Linked DNA regions of Mus musculus: region 1 is linked to region 2. A link is a loop called in an ENCODE intact Hi-C map of the cell type or tissue named here. Cell type or tissue: left cerebral cortex. All regions are shown on one strand.

What was found. A loop is a pair of places that touch in the nucleus more often than their neighbours do. Peaks named below come from ENCODE experiments on the same cell type or tissue, not always from the same donor. Only the 100,000 strongest peaks of a DNase experiment are listed, where the experiment ranks them.
Region 1: a loop joins it to region 2, with 9 times the contacts of the local background. A loop is called at or near these places in 9 of 42 quality-filtered maps.

Annotation. Positions count from the first base shown.
Region 1 is chr15:77,424,424-77,432,423 of GRCm38, forward strand. Apol7b (apolipoprotein L 7b) reads right to left here. Exons shown (of 5, transcript NM_001024848.2): 2 at 3,313-3,386; 3 at 1,033-1,159; 4 at 229-333. The coding sequence starts at 3,325. Among named protein-coding and RNA genes, the nearest start is that of Gm36194, 9.8 kb to the left of the region's middle. In left cerebral cortex, no CTCF peak of the experiment used is centred here; a DNase peak (open chromatin) is centred at 4,341.
Region 2 is chr15:77,712,613-77,720,612 of GRCm38, forward strand. It overlaps Apol7e (apolipoprotein L 7e), which reads left to right. Exons shown (of 5, transcript NM_001134802.1): 3 at 1,738-1,864; 4 at 2,555-2,659; 5 at 4,837-6,676. The coding sequence ends at 5,701. Gm36329 (a long non-coding RNA gene) reads right to left here. Exons shown (of 3, transcript XR_001781707.2): 3 at 5,111-5,347. Among named protein-coding and RNA genes, the nearest start is that of Gm36329, 6.4 kb to the right of the region's middle. In left cerebral cortex, no CTCF peak of the experiment used is centred here; DNase peaks (open chromatin) are centred at 4,141, 4,486 and 5,706.

The DNA of each region.
Region 1 (8,000 bases), 290 kb before region 2:
CTCCAAACACAGTCACCAGAGTTAAGACATTTACCAATGAGTTTAGGGACCCAACTCCATCCCCAATATGAGTGACATCATTAATATAGGTCCTGTGGCAGGCACTCAGACACACACTTAACCAGCTTGTCTCTGAATATTCAATCTCTTACACATGATCCTCTAACACTGTTCTTTTCCCTTCCTATCAAGAAAAAAAAAGGCTTCATTTGGTCTTTGGCTGAGTACCTCTCGTTCTTGTCCTGCAGGTCATTTTGGAGCTCATCTTCATCTTCTCCATCAGGATCTGAAAAGATCTCTGCAAGAGCTTCTCGCAAGGCAGTTTCCTCTTCCCTGTAATAGGGGAGACTGATATAAGAAGAATGCTTGTAAAATAAACTCATCCACATGCAAAAACCACACACCCACACACTACTTTAACAGCTAACTTTTGGGGCTGGAGAGATGGCTCAGTGGGTAAGAGCCCTGACTGCCCTTCCAAAGTTCCTAAGTTCAAATCCCAGCAACCACATGGTGGCTCACAACCATCTGTAATAAGATCTGACACCCTCTTTTGGTGTGTCTGAAGACAGCTGCAGTGTACTTACACACACACACACACACACATATATATATATATGTATATATATATATATAATAATAAATCTTTTTTAAAAAAGATAACTTTTGATGGACACCTACTGTGTGTAAGCTGCCTACTGTGTACTGGCCATGTGCTGGGCTCTCCACATGCATTATCTTATTATTCTTACAATGCCAGTCAATAGTGACCGAATAACAAAGAAGGTAATAAACTAACTTCCCATGGTCACAGGAATGCCAATGGCAGGAATAGTTTTGCTCCCTGTGGCTGCTGCCATCTCCCCCCAGGCAGAGGCTCTTTCCTGGTAGAGAATATGGTGAGGGAAATATTTGCTGAGAAGAGACACCCTCAACCCTAACTACTTGGTCTGTCTGGGGAGAGTATTCCTGCCCAGAACAAGCCAACCAGGCCTGAACCCTGGTACTGCAGGCATCCCTCGGGGAGGTGACCTGGACAAATCAACTTCTGCCACAAAGTGTTTCCAGGTTTCCTCTTCTGTCAGCAGGAGCTGCAGGTCCTCTGTGCTTATCACATCCAGGAGGTACTCAGCCACAGTCTCAATGAAGCATTCTCTGTCTAGATGAGAAGGAAACATATATGGTTTGAGGACAGTGCACAAGAGTTTGAATGGGTCAGGGACACACTGGTTAATTGTGTGTCTGAGCAATTGCCACATGGAGGATTTTAATGGTGTCACTAGTGATAGGGACTGAGTGTGTTCTTAAAAGCCCTTGTAAAAAGCCCTAACCCTGGTGACTGTATTTGGAGACAGAACCTTTAAGGACAAAATTTTGGGTGTGTGTGAGCTCCTGACCCATCCTGTTAGCACCCTTACAGAAACAGGAAGAAACTGTCGGTTCTTCCCGCTCCTTGTCTTTCTTCCCCCTGTCTGTTTTCTCTTTTCCTGCCCCCGTCCCTCTGTCCAGGCACACAGACAGGACATGGGAACTCTCTGCCAAGCAGGAAGAGAGTGCTGTCCAGGGCCAACCTGCTGCTCTTTGGTTGTGAGTGTCAGAGTCCAGAGCACTGAGAGAAGAGATCTTTTCTTTCTAAGCCACCTGCCCAGTGACCTTTTCGATGACATCCTGAGGAGACTAATGCACCTGGGAGGTGTCCTGGTACTTTGCAGGGATTTGAGTCTCTTTCAGCTGAGAACAATGAGGATGTGAGTCCGTCAGCCCCAGGAAGAGGGAAGTCCTAGTGATAGCTTCGTTTTACTGTGTGCCTGGTGTTGGCTCTTGAATGTGGATTCACATCTTTCTCCTTATTTTTGTTTTGAACATATGAATGTTTGCCAGAGTTTATGTGTGTGCACCATATGTATGCCTGGTGCTTATGGAGGCCATTGGATCCTGTGTAGTTGCAGTTTACAGACTGTGAGCCGGATGTGGATATTGGGAATTGAACCCAGGTCCTCTGCAGGAGCAGCAAGTGCACTTAACCACTGAGCCATTCTCCAGCCCCAAATGTGACCTTCAGCACAGGAATGGTCAGTTTTTAATCCCGAGTTTCAATAGTACTGGATTAATAAATACCTAGGAGTTCAGTAGCCCTTATCTGGGGGCTGTGAGGGGGCTTCTCCATCTAATCAGAGCGTAAAGCCTGAGCTAATGAGAGGCTCACAGACTGAGTGGAGGCACCATGGGAAGAGGGCCCTGCTCTTGTTAGGAGTGCTCTGGGGGTCTCTGGGGTTGATGGGGGTCCTCTTGTCTTGGCTGTTTTTTTTTCACTGCTTTGCTATTTTTTTGTCTGCTATGATGTGAATGGCCCATCCTTCCTTCCTGCCTGTCTGCATCCCTGGATGGAGCAATTATGTTACATAGTAAGCAAAATAAATCTGTCTTCATCAGTTACAACAATGATAGATGTGAGTAATACAAGCTTTAAAAGGTAATTACAGTGAGTGAGTGAATGAATGAATGATGGGTCTATAGAGCTAGTGCTGCAAGGTGGTGCATGCCTTTAATCCCAGTGCTTGGGATGCTGAGGCAGGGGGATTGCTGTGAGTTTGAAGATAGGCTGGTCATCAGAGTGACTTTGAGGACACAAGGATCTGGAGCAGGTTGCTTCCAGTCTACACATGGTGGTTTGAATATACTTGGTCCATGGAAAGTGGTACTATTAGAAAATGTGACCTTGTTGGAGTAGGCATGGCCTTGTTGGAGGCAGTGAGTCACTGTGTAGTGGGCTCTGATGTCCTATGCTCACTCTCCAGCCTAGTATGGAAGAGAGCCTCCTCCTGGGTGGCTGTGGAAGACAGAGTCTTCTCCTGGCTGCCTTCAGATCAAGACGTAGAACTCTCAGCCCCTTCGGCACCATGTCTCTCTGGATGCTGCCATGCTTTTTGCTATGATGATAATGGACTAAAAGTCTAAAACTGTAAGTCATCCCCAGCCCCAAATAAATGTACTTTATAAGCTTGCCTTGGTCACAGTTGTCTCTTCACAGCAGTGGAAACCCTAAGACACCATCCCCCCTGCCTCTTATTCCTTCCATACTTCCTTCTTCTCCTCCTGGCTTCCATTTTTCAGGCTGGGTATTGAGGAGGTGACTCCTAAGAATTTACCCAAGACAAAGCGAGGAAGGGGAGCCACTGTAACCTAGGACTGGGAAACTCTCTGCGCTCCCCTTGGGGTTCTCATCTGTGTCTTTGACTCCCCAGCAGGCACTCAGCACAGAGGCTCTGGAAGTGTAGGCCATGTGCAGGAGTGGGGTACAAGGCTGCTTACCTGGAGTGCCCATGGCAGCTGCTAGGTCTAGGTGTCAGCTCACCAGGTGTCCAGGCTACAGGAGGAAAAGGTACCTGTGAGACAGAATGGGGACAGCTAGGTGATCAGGGATCTGGGACACACAGTTCTTTCAACAGTGGCTGCTAAGGACCAAAAGAACTTGACCGGCAGTTCTTCTGTTTCCTTGGGCTCTGTCACTGCTATGTAATGAATAAGGTCTTGTGACCTCATCCCTGCTGCTCTCTCCCTAATAAGGCAGAGGACGGCTGTCCTGTTGGGGACACTGGAGAAGGCATCAGCTGAGGACACAGCTGTGGAGAAAGAACAGAGTTTGCAGACAGAGAGATAGAGAGGAGCGTTCGGTAGCCATCTGCAGGGGGAGACTGCATTTATTAATGGTTACTTTGTATACTTTTTGTCTCAGTCGCTGTTTCATTGTTGGGAAGAGACACCATGGCCAGGGTAAGGCTTTAAAAGAAAGCATTTAACAGAGGCTTGCTTACAGCTTCAGAGGTTTAGTCCATTTATTGTCATGGCGGGGAACATGGCGGCCTGGAGGCAGACAGGGGTGTTAGGGAAGTTGAGAGTTGCAATCCAGATCCACAGGCAGCAGGAAGAGAGAGACACTGGACCTGGCCTGGGCTTTTGAAAGCTCAAAGCCCACCTCTAGTGACAATCTCCACCAAGTCCACCCTTCCTAATTCCTCCCAAGTATCTCCACACCCTAATGACCAAGCATCAAATATATTAGCCCACGGTAGCCTTTCCTAGTCAAGCCACCATGCTTACTCTCAGTCATGCTCTGGGCTCCTTACTCTTAGGTAATGAAGTTCTTACATTTAGCTGACGTGAGTGACTATTCCGTGTTGACAGAGTGAGGCCTTGAACCTGGGACTTTCTAATCCATGTCCCACTTTCAGATGAGCAAGCCCCACTGTCTAAAAATACAGCACATTCCCTCCTGTTCGTAGTGTGTGTGCTATAAACGGCTCTTCTGTATCCACAGCGCTGCCTTGTGCCAAGTACCAGGTTCTCAGTTTAGCAAATTCACTGGGGTCACCTGTGGCTTCCCAGGGACCACACCCTCCTTGCTTCTGTGATATCCTTGTCCTATCAGATCCTGGAGTCCTGCCTGGTCCCTGTCTGGCCGTGTGCTGCCCTGGACTCCTGCTTGTCTCCATGACTCCTGGACCTTATCATATGTAAATACTAATGCAGAGAATGTCCTCATTCCTGTCAGTGCCTGCATTTGAGATTATTTCCTTATGGTATTTGTATAAGTGGATGACTGGGTTAAAGGAGATTCACATCTAAACACAGGCCGTGTGTGAGAGTGTTCACTCCTTCATTCTCACCAGTGATCAGGTGATTTTGTGTGTCTGTGTGTGATTTCATAAAGAAAGAACAACTTTACTGAGATTCCCTTGGAAGTCAAGGAAGGAAAGAAACTGCGTGCGTGCGTTTAGCAGTGTCAGGAGAAGGCACCAGCCCCTCCTCCTGGGGCCTGACTAAATTGAGTCAATGTACTTGTTGCTATGGTGAGAGCTGAAGGCAATGGCTGCTCTCCCTCAGGACCTCTCTCTATTCTTGTCACTGAGGCATTTGTTTTAAACCTTCTCAGGGTGCGCTACTCTTGTTCCTGTTCACAGGTGAGGCAAACAGACCTGAAGTGACCCACCCGGGGTCACATATTTAGAAAGGGGTGAAGACTGGTTCACACACAACCTCTGAGACACAAGATCTTGCTCGCTTCTACTCCCTGGCTGCGAAGGTAACCTGGGAAGCCCGATTAGCAACTCTAACTAAGACTTCAAAGTGTGAACTATAGAAAGAAAGCTGACTAAGCCAGACTGCAGTGAGAGGCTGTCTAGAGAATAGAAAGATGGAAGACTGCCTGGAGGAATGGCCTGCTAGGTGGACTCTCAGAGAGGGAGATGGGGAGGACAGCTAGGGAGACTTACAATCAATCCCCGTGCCTTGAGGGGTATTCATAGCAGCTTGAGTGGATGAAAAAAAAAATTAAAGAACACATGATTGAACTAAAATGCCTCAGAAATGATACCTGTCTTCTGGTGTGAGTTTAGTCTTTCTATTTAGGAGGAACGTGAATGGGCAGTGTAGGATTTCATAAAGGAGAGATGCTTAGATGAGGAGTCCCTGAGTTATGCCAGAGACGGCTCTAGCAGAAACAGGGAACTTGAAAAGAGACTGTGATTTAAACAGACAGACAGTCAGACAGACACACAACTCAAGCTGAGTGATGGTGCAGGCAGTGCACTCAGTAGGCAGATGCAGATGGATCTCTATGAGTCTATCTAATGCAAAAGCCACTGCTGTCCCCTCTATAGATGGGTCATATACCTTCATGTTACTCAGTGTGGGTGTGTCTCAGTCATTATGCTTTCACCTAGTGTGTACGATATGATGATATGGATACACACACACACACACACACACACACACACACACACAGGGGAGGGGGATATTGAGAGGAGGGGGTGGGGCTAGGAAGATGGCTCAATCAATACAGAACACAAGGACCTGCATTTGCACTACCAGCAGGTATGTAAAAGGCCAGGCAAGGTGGCACATGCTAAGGAAACAGGAAGAGGAGGATCTTTGGAGGCAGTTGGTCAGCCAGTCTAGTAGAACCGGTAAATTCCAGGTCAATGAGAGACCCCGTATATTAGTCAGGGTTCTCTAGAGTCACAGAACTTATGGATAGTCTCTAGATAGTAAAGGAATTTATTGATGACTTACAGTCGGCAGCCCAATTCCCAACAATTGTTCAGTCGCAGCTGTGAATGGAAGTCCAAGGATCTAGCAGTTACTCAGTCTCACACAGCAAGCAGGCGAAGGAGCAAGAGCCAGAGCTCCCTTCTTCCAATGTCCTTATATTGTCTCCAGCAGAAGGTGTAGCTCAGATTAAAGGTGTGTTCCACCACACCTTTAATCCCAGATGAAAAGGTGTAGCCCAGATTAAAGGTGTGTTCCTTAAACTCGGAGATTCAATCTTCTGGAATCCATAGCCACTATGGCTCAAGATCTCCATACCAAAATCCAGATAAGGATCTCCAAGCCTCCAGATAAGGGTCACTGGTGAGCCTTCCAATTCTGGATTGTAGTTCATTCCAAATATAGTCAAGTTGACAACCAGGAATAGCCACTACAATCCACCCCTTGTCAACTTGACACAAATAATATCTCATGTTCACATGAAACAATAACAAGGTTGTGAATACGCCTAACATGATATAACTATCCCTCGTACAATCGCAAAGGCATTTGTAAATTTACAATGGGGCATTCATATTACTTATAATCCTCGTTTCTGCAAGTGGTTACGTGGCCTTAATTGGTATTTATAACTACCTTCCTCTACTACCCATTCTGTATTTCCTTCTCCTTCAGCCAGCACCTCAGCAGGTCTTGGCTCTTTTCCTGGAGGATTGACCCATACCTTCATTCCTGATGGGTCTTCGTCCTTTGTCATCCTGCTTGGATTAGGCTGTTGTAGTTTCCCATTGACTTTAATCACAGGACATGGTAGTACTAAGAGACGCCCTAAGGGATCTCCTACACTCCAGACATAATCTTGCTTACCACCATTGTGAAGAGGTAATCCAATTTCCCCATGGTAATCTGGATCTATCACCCCTCCTAACACTGTTATTCCTTTTTTTAGCCTGTTGGTTTAAGGGCATTAGAAGCCCAAAATGACCAGGGGGAAGTCTGAGCTTCCAGTTCAATGGAATGTTTGTTGTAGCTCCTGGTAGAAGCACTTCCCTCTCTGGAGCCAAAACTTCTAAGCCAGCAAAACCTAGAGTTATGGGGACAGGAAGCAAAAATTTTCCTAGAGGGTCACTAGGAGTGATAGTAAGTGGAACTATTCCGTTTTCCACCCCTTGATTCCTGGACCCATGAATTCTGGCTATGGGTGAAACTGTACCATATATCGAGCGCTGATTCAAAGCATATACTGCCTTCTGAAGAACTCTGCCCCAGCCTTCCAAGCTGTTACCACCTAATTGGCGCTGTAACTGCATCTTCAAAAGGCCATTCCATCTTTCTATCAGACCAGCTGCTTCAGGATGATGGGGAATGTGGTAAGACCAGTGAATTCCATGATCGTGGGCCCATTGTCGTACTTCTCTGGCTGTGAAATGAGTTCCTTGGTCAGAAGCAATACTGTGTGGAATACCATGACGATAGATAAGGCATTCTGTCAGTCCCTGAATGGTGGTTTTAGCAGAGGCATTACGTGCAGGAAAGGCAAATCTATAACCAGAATAAGTATCTACTCCAGTAAGAACAAAATGCTGTCCTTTCCATGAAGGAAGTGGTCCAATGTAGTCAACCTGCCACCAGGTTGCTGGCTGGTCACCTCGAGGAATGGTGCCATATCTGGGGCTCAGTGTTGGTTTCTGCTGTTGGCAGATCTGGCAATCAGCAGCAGCTGTAGCCAAGTCAGCTTTGGTGAGTGGAAGCCCGTGTTGCTGAGCCCAAGCATAACCTCCATCTCGACCACCATGGCCACTTTGTTCATGTGCCCATTGAGCAATGACAGGGATGGCTGGGGAGAGAGGCTGACTGTCTACAGAATGGGTCATCTTATCCACTTGATTACTGAACTCCTCCTCAGCTGAAGTCACCTTTTGGTGAGCATTTACATGGGACACAAATATCTT
Region 2 (8,000 bases):
TGTGAAGAGACAACTGTGACCAAGGCAAGCTTATAAAGTACATTTATTTGGGGCTGGGGATGACTTACAGTTTTAGACTTTTAGTCCATTATCATCATAGCAAAAAGCATGGCAGCATCCAGAGAGACATGGTGCCGAAGGGGCTGAGAGTTCTACGTCTTGATCTGAAGACAGCCAGGAGAAGACTCTGTCTTCCACAGCCACCCAGGAGGAGGCTCTCTTCCATACTAGGCTGGAGAGTGAGCATAGGACATCAGAGCCCACTACACAGTGACTCACTGCCTCCAACAAGGCCATGCCTACTCCAACAAGGTCACATTTTCTAATAGTACCACTTTCCATGAACCAAGTATATTCAAACCACCATGTGTAGAGTGGAAGCAACCTGCTCCAGATCCTTGGGTCCTCAAACTCACTCTGATGACCAGCCTATCTTCAAACTCACAGCAATCCCCCTGCCTCAGCATCCCAAGCACTGGGATTAAACGCATGCACCACCTTGCAGCACTAGCTCTATAGACCCATCATTCATTCATTCATTCATTCATTCACTGTAATTACCTTTTAAAGCTTGTATTACTCACATCTATCACTGTTGTAACTGATGAAGACAGATTTATTTTGCTTACTATGTAACATAATTGCTCCATCCAGGGATGCAGAGAGGCAGGAAGGAAGGATGGGCCATTCACATCATGGCAAACAAAAATATAGACAAAGCAATGAAAAAAAACCAGCCAAGACAAGAGGACCCCCATCAACCCCAGAGACCCCCAGAGCACTCCTAACAAGAGCAGGGCCCTCTTCCCATGGTGCCTCCACTCAGTCTGTGAGCCTCTCATTAGCTCAGGCTTTACGCTCTGATTAGATGGAGAAGCCCCGTCACAGCCCCCAGATAAGGGCTACTGAACTCCTAGGTATTTATTAATCCAGTGCTCGGGATTAAAAACTGACCATTCCTGTGCTGAAGGTCACATTTGGGGCTGGAGAATGGCTCAGTGGTTAAGGGCACTTGCTGCTCCTGCAGAGGACCTGGGTTCAGTTCCCAATATCTACATCCGGCTCACAGTCTGTAAACTGCAACTACACAGGATCCAACGGCCTCCATAAGCACCAGGCATACATATGGTGCACACACATATACTCTGGCAAACATTCATATGTACAAAACAAAAATAAGGAGAAAGATGTGAATCCACATTCAAGAGCCAACACCAGGCACACAGTAAAACGAAGCTATCACTAGGACTTCCCTCTTCCTGGGGCTGAAAAGATCTCTTCCCTCAGTGCTCTGGACTCTGACACTCACAACCAAAGTGCAGCAGGTTGGCCCTGGACAGCACTCTCTTCCTGCTTGGCAGAGAGTTCCCATGTCCTGTCTGTGTGCCTGGACAGAGGGACGGGGGCAGGAAAAGAGAAAACAGACAGGGGGAAGAAAGAGAAGGAGCGGGAAGAACCGGCAGTTTCTTCCTGTTTCTGTAAGGGTGCTGACAGGATGGGTCAGGAGCTCACACACACTCAAAATTTTGTCCTTAAAGGTTCTGTCTCCAAATACAGTCACCAGGGTTAGGGCTTTTTACAAGGGCTTTTAAGAACACACTCAGTCCCTATCACTAGTGACACCATTAAAATCCTCCATGTGGCAATTGCTCAGACACACAATTAACCAGTGTGTCCCTGACCCATTCAAACTCTTGTGCACTGTCCTAAAACCATATATGTTTCCTTCTCATCTAGACAGAGAATGCTTCATTGAGACTGTGGCTGAGTACCTCCTGGATGTGATAAGCACAGAGGACCTGCAGCTCCTGCTGACAGAAGAGGAAACCTGGAAACACTTTGTGGCAGAAGTTGATTTGTCCAGGTCACCTCCCCGAGGGATGCCTGCAGTACCAGGGTTCAGGCCTGGTTGGTTTGTTCTGGGCAGGAATACTCTCCCCAGACAGACCAAGTAGTTAGGGTTCAGGGTTTCTCTTCTCAGCAAATATTTCCCTCACCATATTCTCTACCAGGAAAGATCCTCTGCCTGGGGGGAGATGGCAGCAGCCACAGGGAACAAAACTATTCCTGCCATTGGCATTCCTGTGACCATGGGAAGTTAGTTTATTACCTTCTTTGTTATTCGGTCACTATTGACTGGCATTGTAAGAATAATAAGATAATGCATGTGGAGAGCCCAGCACATGGCCAGTACACAGTAGGCAGCTTACACACAGTAGGTGTCCATCAAAAGTTATCTTTTTTAAAAAAAGATTTATTTATATATATATATATATATATATATATGTGTGTGTGTGTGTGTAAGTACACTGCAGCTGTCTTCAGACACACCAAAAGAGGGTGTCAGATCTTATTATAGATGGTTGTGAGCCACCATGTGGTTGCTGGGATTTGAACTTAGGAACTTTGGAAGGGCAGTCAGGGCTCTTACCCACTGAGCCATCTCTCCAGCCCCAAAAGTTAGCTGTTAAAGTAGTGTGTGGGTGTGTGGTTTTTGCATGTGGATGAGTTTATTTTACAAGCATTCTTCTTATATCAGTCTCCCCTATTACAGGGAAGAGGAAACTGCCTTGCGAGAAGCTCTTGCAGAGATCTTTTCAGATCCTGATGGAGAAGATGAAGATGAGCTCCAAAATGACCTGCAGGACAAGAACGAGAGGTACTCAGCCAAAGACCAAATGAAGCCTTTTTTTTTTCTTGATAGGAAGGGAAAAGAACAGTGTTAGAGGATCATGCGTAAGAGATTGAATATTCAGAAACAAGCTGGTTAAGTGTGTGTCTGAGTGCCTGCCACAGGACCTATATTAATGATGTCACTCATATTGGGGATGGAGTTGGGTCCCTAAACTCATTGGTAAATGTCTTAACTCTGGTGACTGTGTTTGGAGATGGAGGATTTAAGGACACACAGTATTGAAATTAAGTGAGGGCAGGTGTGAGCTCCCTAACCCACAGTACAGTCAAGTCCATAGTACATCAAGGCCCAAGAGGACTCGAGACCCCTACAGCTGTGAGCCAGCAAGTGTAGGGTCTGGGACCTGAACTCACTTGTTCTGCAAGAGAACCATGCATCTGAATAAAGAAACTCTCTCTCCAGCCCATTACAATAACAAGTGCCTTTACTTACCTGGAACTCATCACAGTGACCAGATTGGCTGACAAGAGAGCATGAGGACCCTCCTGACCTTGCATCCCCAAGCAGGGATGACAGGCCCAGGCCCTGAACCTGGCTTTCCTATGTGGCCTCTGGAAGACTGAACTCGGGTCCTCCTGTTTGTGTGACAAACACTGCACCAACTTAGCCACATCCTCAGGTCCCTTCTAAGGCTTTAAGCAGAATCTTCTGTTGTCCTCAGGACACAGTGCCTCATGGTCAAGGTCACATGGAGTGTCACACACTAAGAAAGCGCCCACGGGAAAGAACAGTTAATCTGATACACGTTACCACAGGCAGGAAGGCACTGTTCAGGACTGACTGCTGCTCTAAGACAAAAGACACAACAAGTCTGTCAGTTCCTTCAACTGGAGACTCACAGCAGATGAGCTGAGTGACAGGCAGTAAAGAGCAGAGAGTAGGGGCACTGTGAAGCTGACCTCATGGGACTCCTCCTGAGGAAAGCCAAGGCCAAACACATCAACAGCTGAACATGGAAACCTAACTTCAGTGTCCAGTTTTCTGTGCCTTAATCAAATACACCATCAGCATGAGTGACTGGGGTCTCCCTCCCTCCTGGAAGTCCATGACTTCAGTGTCTCCTTCCTCTGGGGTCAGAAGTGACAGTAAAATCCCCACCACACATCGCCTTAATCAGGCTGAGAATTCCTTAATGGAAGTGCTTAGGAACATGTGTGTTCTGACTCCTGAATTTTGCCTCCTACTGGAACACTTTGTGGAAATGGGACCACACGTGAATGGGGAATTCCCCAAATGTGAATGGGAAATCCACTCCTCTTCCTTTATCTTCACTCACAGCTGAAGGGTAAATCTGTGCACTGTGTTTTGAATGGATGGATCTTAGCTGTGAGCTGCCCCATTAGCTCAAGAGTACACAGCACTGCAGTACCAAAAAAGACCTAAAGTTTCAAAGAATGTCCTATCTAAAGTTTCTCTCTTAGGGATGTGCAATTTGCAGAGTCTCATAGCACAAGGCTCTAGGCAAATGTGGACTCTCCTGGCCAGCAGGACAATGTAGAGCAGGCAAGTTATGTTCCAGCAGCTTAGGCCAAGGGATGACTGTTCATAGGAAGGTGCCCTCTTCAGCAAACACTAACGTTCTATAAAATATGGGGCTATTTCTTTTCTCTAATGTCACCTCTCTTTGTTTAGAGTTCCTAGGGAGAAGTGTTTTGGTAGTGATGACATTGACCTTGAAGGGAAGGCTCCCTTATTAAATGTCTACCAATAGAAGGGTGTGCTAGAGGACTAGAGGACTCAGTGATGAGGAACACAGGCTGTTCTTTCAGATGACTCGAGTCAGTTCCTAGCAACCTGTAATAGCTCACAACTGTGTGGAACTGCAGTTCTAGGGATCTGATGCCTTCCATCCTCTGCCCTCCATGGGCCCCAGAAGTGAATATGGTATGCAGACACACATGCAGGAGAAGCACTCTTACACATAAGATAAAAAATTAAAAGGACAATTATAGGTAGATTTTCAATTCATTCTGTCCTTAAGAACTAAAGATGGTGTGATTTTTCAAGTGTAATCATCCCGGTAAGAAAGCTTACAGAGCTGTAATGTTCTCCTCTGCTTCACAGTGAATGCTCTGTGCTCCCACAGGACAGATCTTACTTTATAAGCTGTCTTCCTTGCTCAGCTGTCCCTCCTCTTGCAGGAAAGAGGAAGATGCCTTGAGTGAAGCCCTGGGTAAGACCGTAGCTGATACTGATGCAGAAGATGAAGAAGAGATCCAAAATGACCCGTGGCACAAGGAACGGTTCTTGGATGCTTATCCTCGGGTGAAACTGGAGCTTGAGGAGAGCATCAGGATGCTCCACGCCCTGGCAGACAAGGTTGACAAGGTGCACAGGGACTGCACCATCTCACGGGTGGTGGCCAGCTCCAGCAGTGCTGTGTCTGGAGTCCTGACCATCCTTGGTCTGTCTCTGGCACCTGTGACAGCAGGAGTCAGTCTGGCATTGTCAGCCACTGGCTTGGGGCTGGGGGCAGCAGCGGCTGTGACTAGTGTTTCCACAAGCATTGTGGAAAAGGTAAGTGTGGTGTCTGCTGAAGCTAAAGCCAGCAAGTTGGTACCAACCAACAAAGACACAATGAAGGGCATGAAAGAAGTTTTGGATCAGAGTGGTCCCAGACTTCTTTTCTTATCCATGAATTCCTTCAAGAAACTGAAAAACATCAAGAATAATATTCATGCCATCAAACTGACCAAAGCCAACCCTAGCCTAGTAACTAATGCTAAGCGCCTCATGACCACAGGAAAGACAACAACAGAAACCACTAAACAAGTGAAGGAAGCCTTTGGAGGTACTGCTCTGGCAATGACCAAAGGAGCCCGGATCATGGGTGCAGCCACCACAGGTTTCTTCCTCCTGCTGGATATAGTTAGCTTTGTAGGAGACTCAAAGCATTTGCATGAAGGAGCAAAGGCTGAGTCTGCTGCAGAGCTGCGGCATCAGGCTCAGGACCCAGAACAGAAGTTACAGGAGCTCATTCGGGTCCATGACAGCCTGATTCAGTGACCATTTCCCCTTCAGTGTAGTGCAGAGGACTGGGGGAGGGAATGTGCTGGACAGAGCCATGCACACATGGGAGTCCCTGACTGTATCCCTTCTAGGCTCTATACAGCCTTGCAGTTCAGCCAAGTGGACAATCGCGGTGACCGTTCACGCCTCCCTTCTGCCTGCTGCCCTACTTTTGCCTATGACTCATTCAGAGCTATGCAAGGAAAAAATGTAGACTTTTTTTAAGAACTCTGGAAACTTTGTGGGTGGATTCATAGAGTTAACCTTCTCCATCACTGGCTATAGTGTAGGGATGGCCTTGTTCCATTGCCATCCAGAAGATGGTGAAGGGAAGAATTGTAATATCCAAAATTAATTCAAGACCACCCAGTACCTTCCCCCTTCGAAAAGGACTTTCCAAACTATACTAACAGGCTAAGTGCAAAGCCATTTAAGGAAGCTGGCTGACTAAACAAATGTAAAAACAGTTTTAGCAGTCGAAATGACTGAGCCTACAAGCTGCCAAAACAATATTAGCTTTTCTCAGAGAAATAACCATAACAAGATAGCAGCTCCCAGAGGAATCCCCCTACCCCTCCCCACACTGAATTCTGACAAAGACCATAAACCACCCTGACCTTGTTGCAAGAATTCCCCTGACGTTAATAGCTGTGATGTTAATAGCTGACCCATAAGTTCAAAATGTATTATTACTTTGCTGACCAAATCATAATAACCCACCATGGGGGCAAGCAAAGTGAGGGACTAGGCCAAAGGGTTACTTAGTCACTATACAAACCAACCAATGCCTGAAAGGGTTACTTGCTGTAGCAATGAAAATAAGACAGCTGCCCTGTTGCTCAAATCTGCCCCTTACAAAGATATAAAAATTGTGTTCTTTCTTTGTTCTGGGTCTCTCCTCTGGCCTGTGTGCTGAGAGGGGAGTCCCCAATATGTTGGATCAATAAAAATCCTCATGCAGTTTGCAGCGATGATGGTGGTCTCTGTGGTCTTTGTGAGTGAGGGTCTTTTGATGAACTACAATAGAATAATACAAAACCAAGGGAAGTGGCTGTTCCCATCACCCACCCTGAGGGTACTGTGCGCAGGCTGACAGCGATGCCACTCCCAGGGAAGACCTCAAGTGGGGTAAGAGTTGTGAGAGCCTCAGGAAACAGATCCAAGCATTGATCACTTGGTCAGCCCAGGGCAGGATGCTGTATGTAGACAGAGCATATGCACAGATTCTGGGTCTCCTGCTCACAGAGCCATGAACCCTAGCATGGAAGCTTGTAGAGGTCAGTGCTAGAGGAACATCAAACGGTGTTAGAACTCATGTAATAGTTAGCACAACCATGATTGGTGTACCTTGGAGAAGCAGAGTCCTGAGGACTTCTTGCTGTTATGAAGCATCACTCTGCTTGCTGTTTTTGAAATCTTCACGTCCTTCCTAATCTATGTCTTGTGTGAAGATTCTAAGGGGGCTTCCAGCCCCTCACTGAGCAGTATCATAGGTACTCACATTAATAATGTTTCATCTTTTTCTAACATTGGTACTGGAGCAGATTAATGATTCAATCACCACCCTCAGAAAGAACTTAGAAATGTAGATTGTCAGCAGTGACCACCACACTTCGAGTTTGGAGATTGAGACATTAGGTTAAGATGTTTGTGTTAGGGGTCTGGAGAGATAGCTCAGTAGTTAAGAGCACTGACTGCTCTTCCCGAGGTCCTGAGTTCAAATCCCAGCAACCACATAGTGGCTCACAGTCATCTGTAATGGGATCCAATGCCCTCTTCTGGTGTGTCTGAGGAGAGTGACAATGTACTCACATACAAAGAATAAATAAATACATAATTTTAAAAAGATGTTTTTGCTAGTAACTGTGATGTAGAAAATCCTAGAAAACAATTTGAAGTTCAGAAAGGCACCCTTTTAATGGTTGACTAGGGATTTTTTAATGTCAGGAAACAAGAGCAAAAAAAGACTGGCTGGTACCACTCTTTATTTAGCAAGAGTGACGCGCCACGCTTGCTACAACTGGGCTTGTGATCAAGGTGATAATTGACTTCCTATACCCATTTTTTGCACTCAGCTTCCTGACATAATTTAATTTAAAAAATGATAATTAGTAGATTATTAATGCACTCTGAGAATTTAAGATAGAAATGACTCATTTTTTTAAAAATATAAATGTTTAGATTTGTGATTCTGTTAAGATTTTTATAAGATTGTCTTTTAAGATAAATAAAAAAATAACCGATTCTTGCTTTCTAACTGCAAATTGGAGCCTTCCAGGAAAGACAAACTGCCTGA